Linked DNA regions of Mus musculus: region 2 is linked to region 1. Evidence: chromatin contacts called from ENCODE Hi-C or POLR2A ChIA-PET data. All regions are on one chromosome and are shown on one strand. The core of a region is the stretch at or near the end of the contact, and the rest is flanking DNA. Distances in the headings are between cores, read along the strand shown. Region 1 overlaps BB123696 (expressed sequence BB123696). Region 2 has its middle 11 kb from the start of Gm33315.

Region 1 (5,140 bases), core at 1,864-4,363:
CCAACTCTCTCAAGGATGACCTTGAACTCCTTGCCTCTATACACCCCCTACCCCCTGTGCTAGAATCACAGGCCTGGGCCGAAGCCCTCCTAGATTCATAGTTGTGTGCCATTTAATCCTCAGTACAGTCTACCTGTGTCTTCCTGGCTGTCCCTAATCCCTGCCCCAAGTCAGTCCTTTAGTCTTTTAAAGCTGTGTATATGTATGTTCATCTTACATGTATGTGTGTGCACATGTTTGCAGTGCCCCCGGAGGCCTGAAGATTGTAGTTACCGATAGTTGTGAACTGCCACGGGGGTGCTGGGAATTGAGCCTGGCTTCTCTGAAAGCACAGACAGTGCTCTTAACCACTGAGCCATCTCTCCAGCCCCTATGGTAGTCTGTTTGTAATGGTTCATGAAACCCAGTAGATGTGTCAGTCTCTCATGTATTATATATAACAGTGTTCATCTGTATTCAAGTCAAAGAGATCTCGTGTTTGCTGTTTCACTCACCAAGCTGGACATTTCATCTCCATTCCAAGAATTTATTCTCCTCTAAACGTTGGAGCGCAGTTGTTTAAATTAAACACTTGACATAAACCCATGATTATCTGTAAAGAGGAACCTCAGTTGAGAAAATACCTCCATCAGTTGCCTGCAGGTAAGTCTATAGGGCATTTCCTGGGTTAATGATTAATGTGGGAGGCCCCAGCTCACTGCAGACAGTGATACCCTCAGGCAGGTGGTCCTGGGTTCAATAAGAAAGCAGGCTGAGCACGCCTTTAATCCCAGCACTCGGGAGGCAGAGGCAGGCAGATTTCTGAGTTCGAGGTCAGCCTGGTCTACAGAGTGAGTTCCAGAACAGCCAGGGCTACACAGAGAAACCCTGTCTTGAAAAACATAAAAGAAGAAAAAAAAAAGAAAAAAAGAAAGAAAGCAGGCTGAGCAAGCCGTAGGGACCAAGTCAGTGAGCAGTGTTCCTCCACGGTCTCTGCTTCGGTTCTGCCTCCGGGTTCTTGCCTTACCTTCCTTCAGTAGACAGTGACTGAGAGTACGTAAGCCAAATAAACCCTTTCCCCCTAAAATGGTTTTTTTGAGCCTTTATCAGAGCAACAGAAGCCCTAACTAAGACAACTGGCCCAGCTGTATCCCAGCAGCCCCAGTGCTCGCATGCTGCATTCTAATGTGTATTTGATAGGTCTACTTTTGATAGCCTTGGGTTTCGGTATCTCCCTCCCCTGAGAATCCACAGATGCTCCAATGTCGTCTGTAAAATGCTTAGTGTTGCAGACTATGCACGCCTTGTCACCATGCCTCCATTCTCTGTCACACACATAATGAAGGTAAGTACACGGATGGCTTATAAATCGTGCCACCTAGGCAAAGTGACAGGGGAAAGATCTGCACATAATCGAGGCACAGACTTGACCAAACGTTCCCTACCCACAATGGTTGGCTCCACGGGCGTAGAACGCACACAGGAGCACAGTTGGTGTCTTTACCTCTGGCACCCTGAGAGCATTTTACACTTCCTCACAACCAGAAAGTCAGTCAGAAAAATCACCTTGTGATTAGCAACTCTGTGAAAAAAATAAAGACTTGTGGCAGCATTTCTTGCTGTCGTATTCCATATGTACTAACATTAATTCTTTTGATCGTGTGTGTGTGTGTGTGTGTGTGTGTATGTGTGTGTGTGTGTGTGTGTGTGTGTGTGTGAGAGAGAGAGAGAGAGAGAGAGAGAGAGAGAGAGAGAGAGAGAGAGCTCAAACCTGTGCCTGTACACAGAGATCCAAAGTGACCAGGTGTCCTACCTCATCATTCGCTACAATATTGTCTTCAAGTAAACAGGGAGCTAGGGTCAGTCAGCCAGCCCCAGAGATCCTCCTGTTTCCACCCTTCACAGCTCTGGAGTTAAACCTGGCTCTGACATGCATGCCAAGGACTTGAACTCAGAGCCTCATGCTGGAAGGGAAAGCACACTTACCGGTTGAGCCACCTCTAGCTCCCAGTCAGCCTTAAGACCTGTCTGCTCTCCCTCCATGGAGCTTTTCCACAGGAGCCACCCCCTCTGAGAGAGCTGCTTCTCAGGTCTTCAGCATGAGCGCTGCAGGCCACAGGCATGAGGAGGTGCTGAATTCCATACCCGTCCATGTGAGAGTGCCCTGTACCCTCTATTCCCCATTGAGCTCTCCTGAGGCATTCACCTTCCCTGACCATGGGTGCCAGAGTGTCTGTGAAAATGTCCTGGGCATTCCCAAACTAGGAAATGGCTCTGTGGTCGCCATTCTGTTCAGCATCACTTTGAAAAGATACAAGCAAGGGGCTGGAGAGAGAGATCAACCTGTAAAGTGCTTGCCACATAACCATGGGACCCTGCGCTCCATCCCCTGAACCCACGTGGCAATGTAAGTTTGTCATCCCAGCCCTGGGATGACAGAGACACTCTGGCCAGCCAGCACAGCCCATGTAGTGAGCTCCAGGTCTCAGTGAGAGACTGTGTCCCAAACCAACAAAAAAGATGGCTCCTGAGGAAGGATACTGGGCACAGGTGCACACATATCCACAGATAACACAAACATCAAATGAATAACACATCTGAAAAAATTCTTACTCTCAACGATAGCAAACAATATAAAATTTCAAATCAAATTAAGGTTCAGTTCAAGCAAACATCAAGGAAACAACATTGACCTTAGGTCAACAGTAAGGATAATGATGTTTGAGGCTTCTCAGTGGGGCAGAGCTATTTACAAGTTATAAACTCTTCAAGATGTTACCAAAATTCTGTGGCGTGCATCATGAGCGAAAGCCAAACCCTCATCCACCAGGGACATTGACACCACCAACCTGCTTGCTCGCCTCTGTTCCATAGACACATGGACTAATTCAGTCTTCAGGCAGGCAGGGCCACATGGCCTGGACCAATGGGGCTGTGATACTGAAATGCACAGAAGAGTGGGTGCAGAGCAAGCCTGGGTCTCCCCGAAATGCTGGTATGTAGATTCCCAAGTTGGAGCTTCTTCAGGCTCGTTGTTAGCCAACCATGAGACACAGCTGGTACCAAACAGCCCCTGGCTTCAGTGGCTTAACAGGACAAGGCTTGCTTCTTATCCTCTTCTATACCCAGTGAGGGTGTTGATCAGCCCGTGCCAAGATGATCTTGGTGATGTGCCAAGATTCACATCAAATGAGGTTCACTGTAGCATTACTGTGATGGTATAATTTTTACAACACCCTAAATGTCAGAAAATAGGAGCTAGTGAAGCAAATTATGGCCCACGATAGAATACTGTAATAAATACTTTACAACCAAGAGGAGTGATATATTGAAGATCTTTAGTAGCAGTTGGGGAATTTTTCCCCCAATAAAATATTGAGCGAGAAAGGCACACTGTGCGATCACTTCTCTTTTTTTGTTTAAAACAACCGACATGCCCACAGAAGAGGGAGTGGTGAGAACCAGAGAGACGGCTCCAGATGAATGATGAACAGACCATGGGGGGTGGGAGAGGGAGGGGTGCGAGCAAGGGACGGCAGTGGAACGCTGAGAGATGCTCTTTCACGCAGTACAGAAAAGCGAAGAGTGTTTTCCAAAGCCTTGGGAGCAGCGGTGGGGATAAGCAAAGACTAGCTTCAGGCAGACCGTGTTGAGCAAGAGGCCTGCTGGGTGAAATCACTGAGTGGGCTCGGTGCCAGCATAACCCTTCTCCCTTTCTTTCCCCCAACAATGATCTCAGGTTGCAGCTCCCTACCAAGGTTGAAGGTGGATAAACAGAGGAGTGCCACTAACCACGCGGATGGACGTCCAAAAGCCTTCTCATGCTGGCTCACGAGGATCTTAGGCGTGGGTTCCGAGACATGCCATAAAACGGCTCAGAGAACTCGGACTGCACGTCCCCAGGAGTTTGAAAACCCTGCCAGACCTTGGTTGTCCAGGAACATGGTGTGCTGAGGGAGGGTGTTGGCTTACAGACAAACAGGACATTTTCTAAATGATCAGGGCCTGTTCCAGGAAAAAGCCTGAGGAGTGGAGGTAGGGTGGATCTCAGTGTTTTCAGAAGTGGCCAATGGGTTGACCAAAGCACTCTCCATGTCTCAGTCACAGTGACAAGCTCCAGAGAGTCCACCATTAGTCTGAGGAGCCCCTGCAACTACAAGGCTCTTCCTTCACCGTCCCGGAGTTTCCTGAGTCACAGCATCCCTGTCTCTGAACACTCTGGGGTGAGACATTCCTAGGGAGATGCTGAGAAGCCTGGGTAGGAGCCTATGAATGCCTCAGCAGCTACAAATCACTGATGATCTCCAACTCCTATGAGCAGCTAAGGGAATAGTAGTGTAGTCGATAGTAATATACGCGCAAAGAGCAGCCATTGCGAGCACTTGCTGCGCTTGCAGAGGACCTGAGGCCAGCTCTTAGGATCCACAATGGATGGTTTATAATGCCTGTAACTCCAACCCCACAGTATCTGACATCCTATTCTGGCCTCTGCAGGCACTGCCCACTCATGTGCACATAGACCCACCCACAGATATATACATATATGCACATAAATAATTAAAAATAAAATAACTCTTTAAAAAGGAAAGAAACGGACCCTTAATCACAGAGGGCACCTGAGAGAAAAAAAAAACCCAAAGGTAACAGGAGAGGAAGCAGCAGGTGGGACTGAGTTAGACTCCGCATAAATCAACATTTCCCATTCGTTACTCATATGATAGATTTCTATTCAGCACACACTGGATGGGTTATCTTAGTGCCTGGGAATTGCATACATCCAGTGGTAATAAAGGCTACCATCCGATGGAGGATAGATTCAAACTACAGGACTAAGAAGGCCATGGGGACCTGGGCAGGACAGTGAGCTTGAGCTTAACCCTCAATGACAAGAAATTCTGTGCCGTTCAACCAGGAATACAGCTTGAACACAGTCTGCACATGGCTTCTGGTTGGGAAGAGGTTCCCGGAAAAGGGGAAGGTGACACTGAAACACCCCTGGATGGACTGTCCCATGCTCTGTGATAAAGAAAAGTGCTGGCCCGAGAGGCATTCATTCCGTGAGATCCCGGTTCTCTGACTACGGAGATATTGAAGGTAGCTTTCTGTCTCCATTTATCTGATTATCCATCATCAAGCAATGGGCATCTTGGTTCAGTCACAT
Region 2 (5,140 bases), core at 1,596-4,095, 83 kb after region 1:
GGTTGGTGAGCTGGTTGGCCCCATGGGAACTGAGTGGTCCATGGGTAAACCCACTTCAGCCTTTTCAGGGTCAAAGGTCATCCCAGCATCCTTGGTCTGACCACTGCATCTTTTCGGGTATTATATCCTTATTCCTTAATATTTTTTCCCCTAAAGAAAGCACACGTGGGGTCTAGCTCTGTTGATGTGTCCTTTTATAGACCGCTCTAAAATATCTAAGAGCCTTAGCTTTTGTGATGTGCTTTAGGTCTGAAGTCACAAGTATGGACAGGGGGTAGGTGCTGACATCCTTAGGGTCTGGAAGAGCCCAGAGCACACTGTAGGATTTTAGGAACTTGGAAGCTTTTCCTGGTAGTTCCCGAGCTCCGTACTGGAAAAGGCGTGAGTCTGGAAGCAGCCTATGGGTTCCGTCTCCACTCAGCCTTGGGAAAGCGCTCGTGGTAAAGACTACCCACCTCCCTCATCAACACAGTTCACAAACAGCTTCGGGTCAAGTGATCCAGCAGCTAACAGGAGACCTCCAGAATGCTAGACCGTTTCCCATGGAAGTGAAGAGCAAAAGCCACCATGGATCCCACCGAGGCTTGACAGTCACTGAGGGCACCTGCCAGATGCAGCCCCCACTGCCACAGGGGTTCTGGGTGACTCTGTCAGTGCAACTGGTCGCTGATGACAGATGTCCAGGTTGAGGGACTCCCCTGAGACACGGGCCCTTTGGAGACCCATCCAGTCATGGATCTCTCTGCTTCCTTTGTGTCCTCAGAGATGTCATTCTGCCCAGGCCAGGAGTGTGTGCACCTATGCGTGCAGCACACATGGCCACTTCCTTTAATTTGATAGAACATGGGGGTGGGGCAGGGGTTAGAACAGGGGAAAAAAATCAAAGTCACATGAAAACAGAATCTGATGTCCTATAGGAGAGCATTCTGCTTTGAGAACGTCACTGGCCGGGGCTTCTCTATGCACATAGAGTCCAGTGCATTCCCTGGGTTCAGGTGCATGCTACAGGACTCAGCTTAGGCACCTACAAGCCACTCAACTCCCTTCCAGTTTAAGAAAGCCTGGGCCACCCTCTTTCACTTGAAGGCACAGAGCTAACTAAGAGGCAGGGGAGCTTGGGATGGTCACAGTTTAGCCTTCAAAGGGGACCAAATCTGGGCACTAGGTGTGCCTAGTCCCCACTCGGGAGAGCCACTCCTGAGTCCCATATTCGAGAGGCCCGTCTCCAAGAAGAGGAGGTCACGGCTCAGCTTTTCCTTCTTACAGCCCCTTCAGCATGCTGAGATCATGTCACAGAGAACCCTGTTCACACACTAGGCCGAGGACCCCTGCCCTCCGTTCCTGTCACACATCATCCTGACTGCTGCAAAATCTGCAACAAGTTGAGATGTCTCTCGGTGTTGCTGGAGAACGGGCTTTACCATGTCTGTAGGTATAGAAATCATTGCGTGCGAGCTCCTTGCATGTGCAGCCTGTGCGGAGCCTCCTGGAGGCCGTAACTCATATTCGGATGGCCTGTAGTACTTCAGAGGGTATGAATGCTGAGCAAACAGATGCTCTATTCTATCTAAGGAAGACGTGATGGGCCAAGTCTACAGTGTTGCTATAGGTAGAACCATTTTCAACCCAAGACTGATTGGTTCCTGGAATCTGAAGAGCGGGATGGTACCACCTTTCGGAGAAAGCTGAGCACTTTGGCATCCCCTCCAAATCCAGCATGTTGCCCCATGGCAACTCAATGTATTGAACTCACTCGCCTAGGGCCCCACCCACTCGGCTGAGGTCGCCTCTCGCTTCGGTGTGCCCAGCATCTCCAAATCTAGCTTCTTGCTCAACATGATGCTCTGTGAAGATGCTCCAGGCTCTGTCAACCTCTCCTTGCCCAAGGACCCTAAGGTTGGGCTGTCCTGGGCTAGCAGAGTTCAGGTTCCAGAACTCACAGAACACCTGAGTAAAGGAGGCTGGATGCTTGCCCACACTCCCATGGTCCAGATGCTCAGCCAGCTCACTCGCAGTGGCGAGCAGTTGCTCCTTGGTATTTGGCAAGGCTGGGCTTCACAACTGAGTATCTCCAGAACAGATGGTAATTTGTTGACACCCAACGACGTAAGGGGACTCAATTACAGTCCCACTAAAAAAAGCTTTCTCTAAAATAAGAAAGTACACAGATTCCTCAACTTGTGGAAATCGCTGACAGCTTTGTTCCCTGCCCCCTCCCCCGCCCCTTCCAGGAGTAAAAAAGAAGCTGACAGCTTATTCTTGCAGGCTCTGCTCATTCAAGTCTATTTTAAGATAATTTTCCTAAGTCAGTACACCAGAATAGCATTCGATGTGAAAAATCACCATCTGTTTGGAACACAGGGCAGGGTCTCAAAGGGTCTGCGCTAGCAACCCTTGACCTTCGCAAGGTTTCAGTCCCTTGGGATAAGAACAATTTTGTGTTTGGGGGGCTCCAAAGTTAGTGCTGAAGGAATTACATTAAAACATGGCATTGAAAATTGCCATTAACTATCAATGTATGCTATTTATAAACTGAAACACACACACACAGACACACACACAGACAAGCAAGCAAGAAAATGCCCTTGGCCTTTTAAAAAGCTGTCCAAACAATCCCTTGTATTTAAATAGTTTTCTTGTAAAAAGGCCATCCAACCTTATCTGGGTTGTTCAGATAAAAATTAACCTATGGAAAGGAAAGCCTACTCAGAAAGCTATAAAAAGGCTCTTGCTCCACTCTATTTTTCCGGTGACCGGGGCCCCTCCCTCCCTCTCTGGCCCCTGTGGTGACTCATGCTCTTCTCTGGAAAGGCAGCAGGGCCTGAAACACAGCAGGAGGGCAGCAATCTGACATATGGGTAACATTAGAAGAATCAGACTGTCCCCCTGAGAGGTGGGGCTCTTCAGGCTGGGGGCAGGTAGCATGCGGGTGAGAGGGCATGGTAGGGGGTGGGACATCTCAGTGCCTGGCAGGCCTGCCCATCTGGCCACAGGTCTAGGTCATTTTTAGCTTCCACTAAACTTACCTCTGTCCACCTCTTGAAAAACCTGCATCTATGATGCCGTGTTTCTCCTCCAGGTTAGAAAGCTAACACACACAAGACTGTATATATACTAAATTGCTGCTGCTGCTGGGCATTTAAGACTTTACAGCCCAGATAATAAACCCATCCCTGCGAGTGGCTCCTTAGGCAACAAGGACATGACACTGGTGTCTCGAAACCCTGGAGTTTGCCACCACCAGGCAATCACTGGCCTCCCGTGCCATCTCCAGAACCCCTCCTGTTAGTCATGTGATTACAAGATCCCTTGAGCAAGGAACCACCATGCTGGAGCCTCTAGTTGTTGTGTTGGCCCTGTTTTCCAAAACAGTTGTGAAGGGAAATTATGCACACTCTCAGTACACAATTCACACCTGTGTGGGCACACACGTGCCATACATTCCACACGCTCCAAACACACATATGCAAACATGTACACATCACATACACACACCACTCAAAACACACAACACATCACTTACACACACACACACCACTCACACGCACACATACATGAGCATGCACACACCCATCATTATCACATGTACACATTATATACACATAACACACACACATGCACACATCCATGAGCATGCACACACCCATCATATAACACACACATGCATGCACGCACCACACATGCATGCACCCTTCTTGGGGAAGCCAGGACAAGAGTCATTCTCAGGTGAAAGCCCAAGGGCTTTGGGGTCCTCTGTGGAGCTTGTCTTTGCCAAAAGCACATGACTTCTCGAGTGGGCTTTCGTTCCTGGAAGCAGCTTGATATTTGTCACTGGTCTTTCAGAGCAGCCAGTTCATAGGTCACTGTGGGTGCACATAGTCAGCCTCAGCTAAGGATATTTGCTGTCCTCACTCTCCAGCCAAACATTTCAGCTATGAGAAGCCAGAATGCAACTCTCTAGAGGGTGGTTCAAAAGTCAGTGTGTAACCCCATTACTAGCTGTCAGTGGGGCCAGGTCAACGTACCAGGCAGGTAGGAACCCTCGGTGTTCACTTGCTGTGAAGCTGAGAGAAGTGGGCAACCCTCTGGAGGAGGCAGGAAGCAGCCAGGGCCTTTGGGATTGCAGGGTCTTGCTTCTCCACCTGCAAACCCCACCCAGCCTTGGCCAGAGCAAGCCAAAGAACCAATCCGATTAGCACAAAGCATGTTCTTCGAGGTAAGACACCGCCTCTGGAAAGGGGACGTGGGCACTTCCCACATCACATAGCTTTAGGGTATGCAAACAGTTCAGAAGAAAGGAAGCCTTGAGTTCTCTTCCTCAGAAGTTTATTTAGGAAACAGGCCATGGTATTAGCAGAAGTTCACTTGCTGGGTCAGATCATCTTGCCCTGAAAGTCCCAGAACTTCTCTCCAGGCTCCCCTTCTCCCCCCCATCCCCCCCCCACACACACACAAAGAGCTTATAATAAGTAACACTGACATTGGAGAGAACACATAAAACTGCCTACAGCCAGGTAAATCAGAACTTTGCAAAAACTCTGGAACCACTCTTGAACCACCGGGAGACAGCGAGTGTGTGTGTCAGACAGCGAGTGTGTGTGTCAAAGACTTTTCTCTTGGTAGCAACAGGAATGATACCAGACAAGTCAAGGGCTTCCCTGGGGTTCGAAAGCTGCCCACTGGAGAACTTGAACACACTGATCACAGAGGTGAACAGAGAAATGCGTGTATCACTCAGAGATCCAGGAACCTAGATGGACCCTGCCAGATTCCACTTGGCTACTGATGACCACAGCTAAGGGTGGCAGATGTCCCCCACACTGTCTTCCTGACCTAGGGCAGGGGTCCAACTAGGGCTACCCATGACATCATGTCACCCCCACCCGCCATGGTCCATGTCCTCTTCCGGTATCCAGAGAGGACATAATACCACTCTCTCTGGTGGGGACGCTGGGACATAAGAGGAACATTTCTGTCATGAGGAAGACATGAGGACATGAGGAATATCCCTGTCATGAGGAAGGTGTTGGGCAGACAGAGTAGGGGTGGGAAAGCTGGACCACAGGTGCTGGGTCTAAGTACCCCCTCTCCCCAGTCAGTCAATCTAAACCATGTCTGCGCATGTCCCCAACCACCAACA

What was found. A loop is a pair of places that touch in the nucleus more often than their neighbours do. ChIA-PET counts read pairs that join two places held with the same protein, here RNA polymerase II (POLR2A).
Region 2: a map of gastrocnemius shows a loop between it and region 1 (11-fold over the local background). The contact joins two enhancer-like sites. A Hi-C loop is called at or near these places in 2 of 37 maps with a recorded cell type or tissue (gastrocnemius and v-Abl transformed pro-B cells). POLR2A ChIA-PET finds 5 or more read pairs at or near these places in 1 of 5 experiments (Patski).

The regions. Positions count from the first base shown.
Region 1 is chr13:52,732,538-52,737,677 of GRCm38, forward strand. BB123696 (expressed sequence BB123696) reads right to left here. Exons shown (of 3, transcript NR_027893.1): 2 at 495-592. Among named protein-coding and RNA genes, the nearest start is that of BB123696, 22 kb to the right of the region's middle. Within about 2 kb of position 3,114, at least 1 of the 3 ENCODE cell types and tissues checked has a DNase peak (open chromatin) inside an H3K27ac peak, as active enhancers do; it is gastrocnemius, where a contact is called at or near this core.
Region 2 is chr13:52,816,164-52,821,303 of GRCm38, forward strand. No RefSeq gene overlaps it. Among named protein-coding and RNA genes, the nearest start is that of Gm33315, 11 kb to the right of the region's middle. Within about 2 kb of position 2,846, at least 2 of the 3 ENCODE cell types and tissues checked have a DNase peak (open chromatin) inside an H3K27ac peak, as active enhancers do; they include gastrocnemius, where a contact is called at or near this core.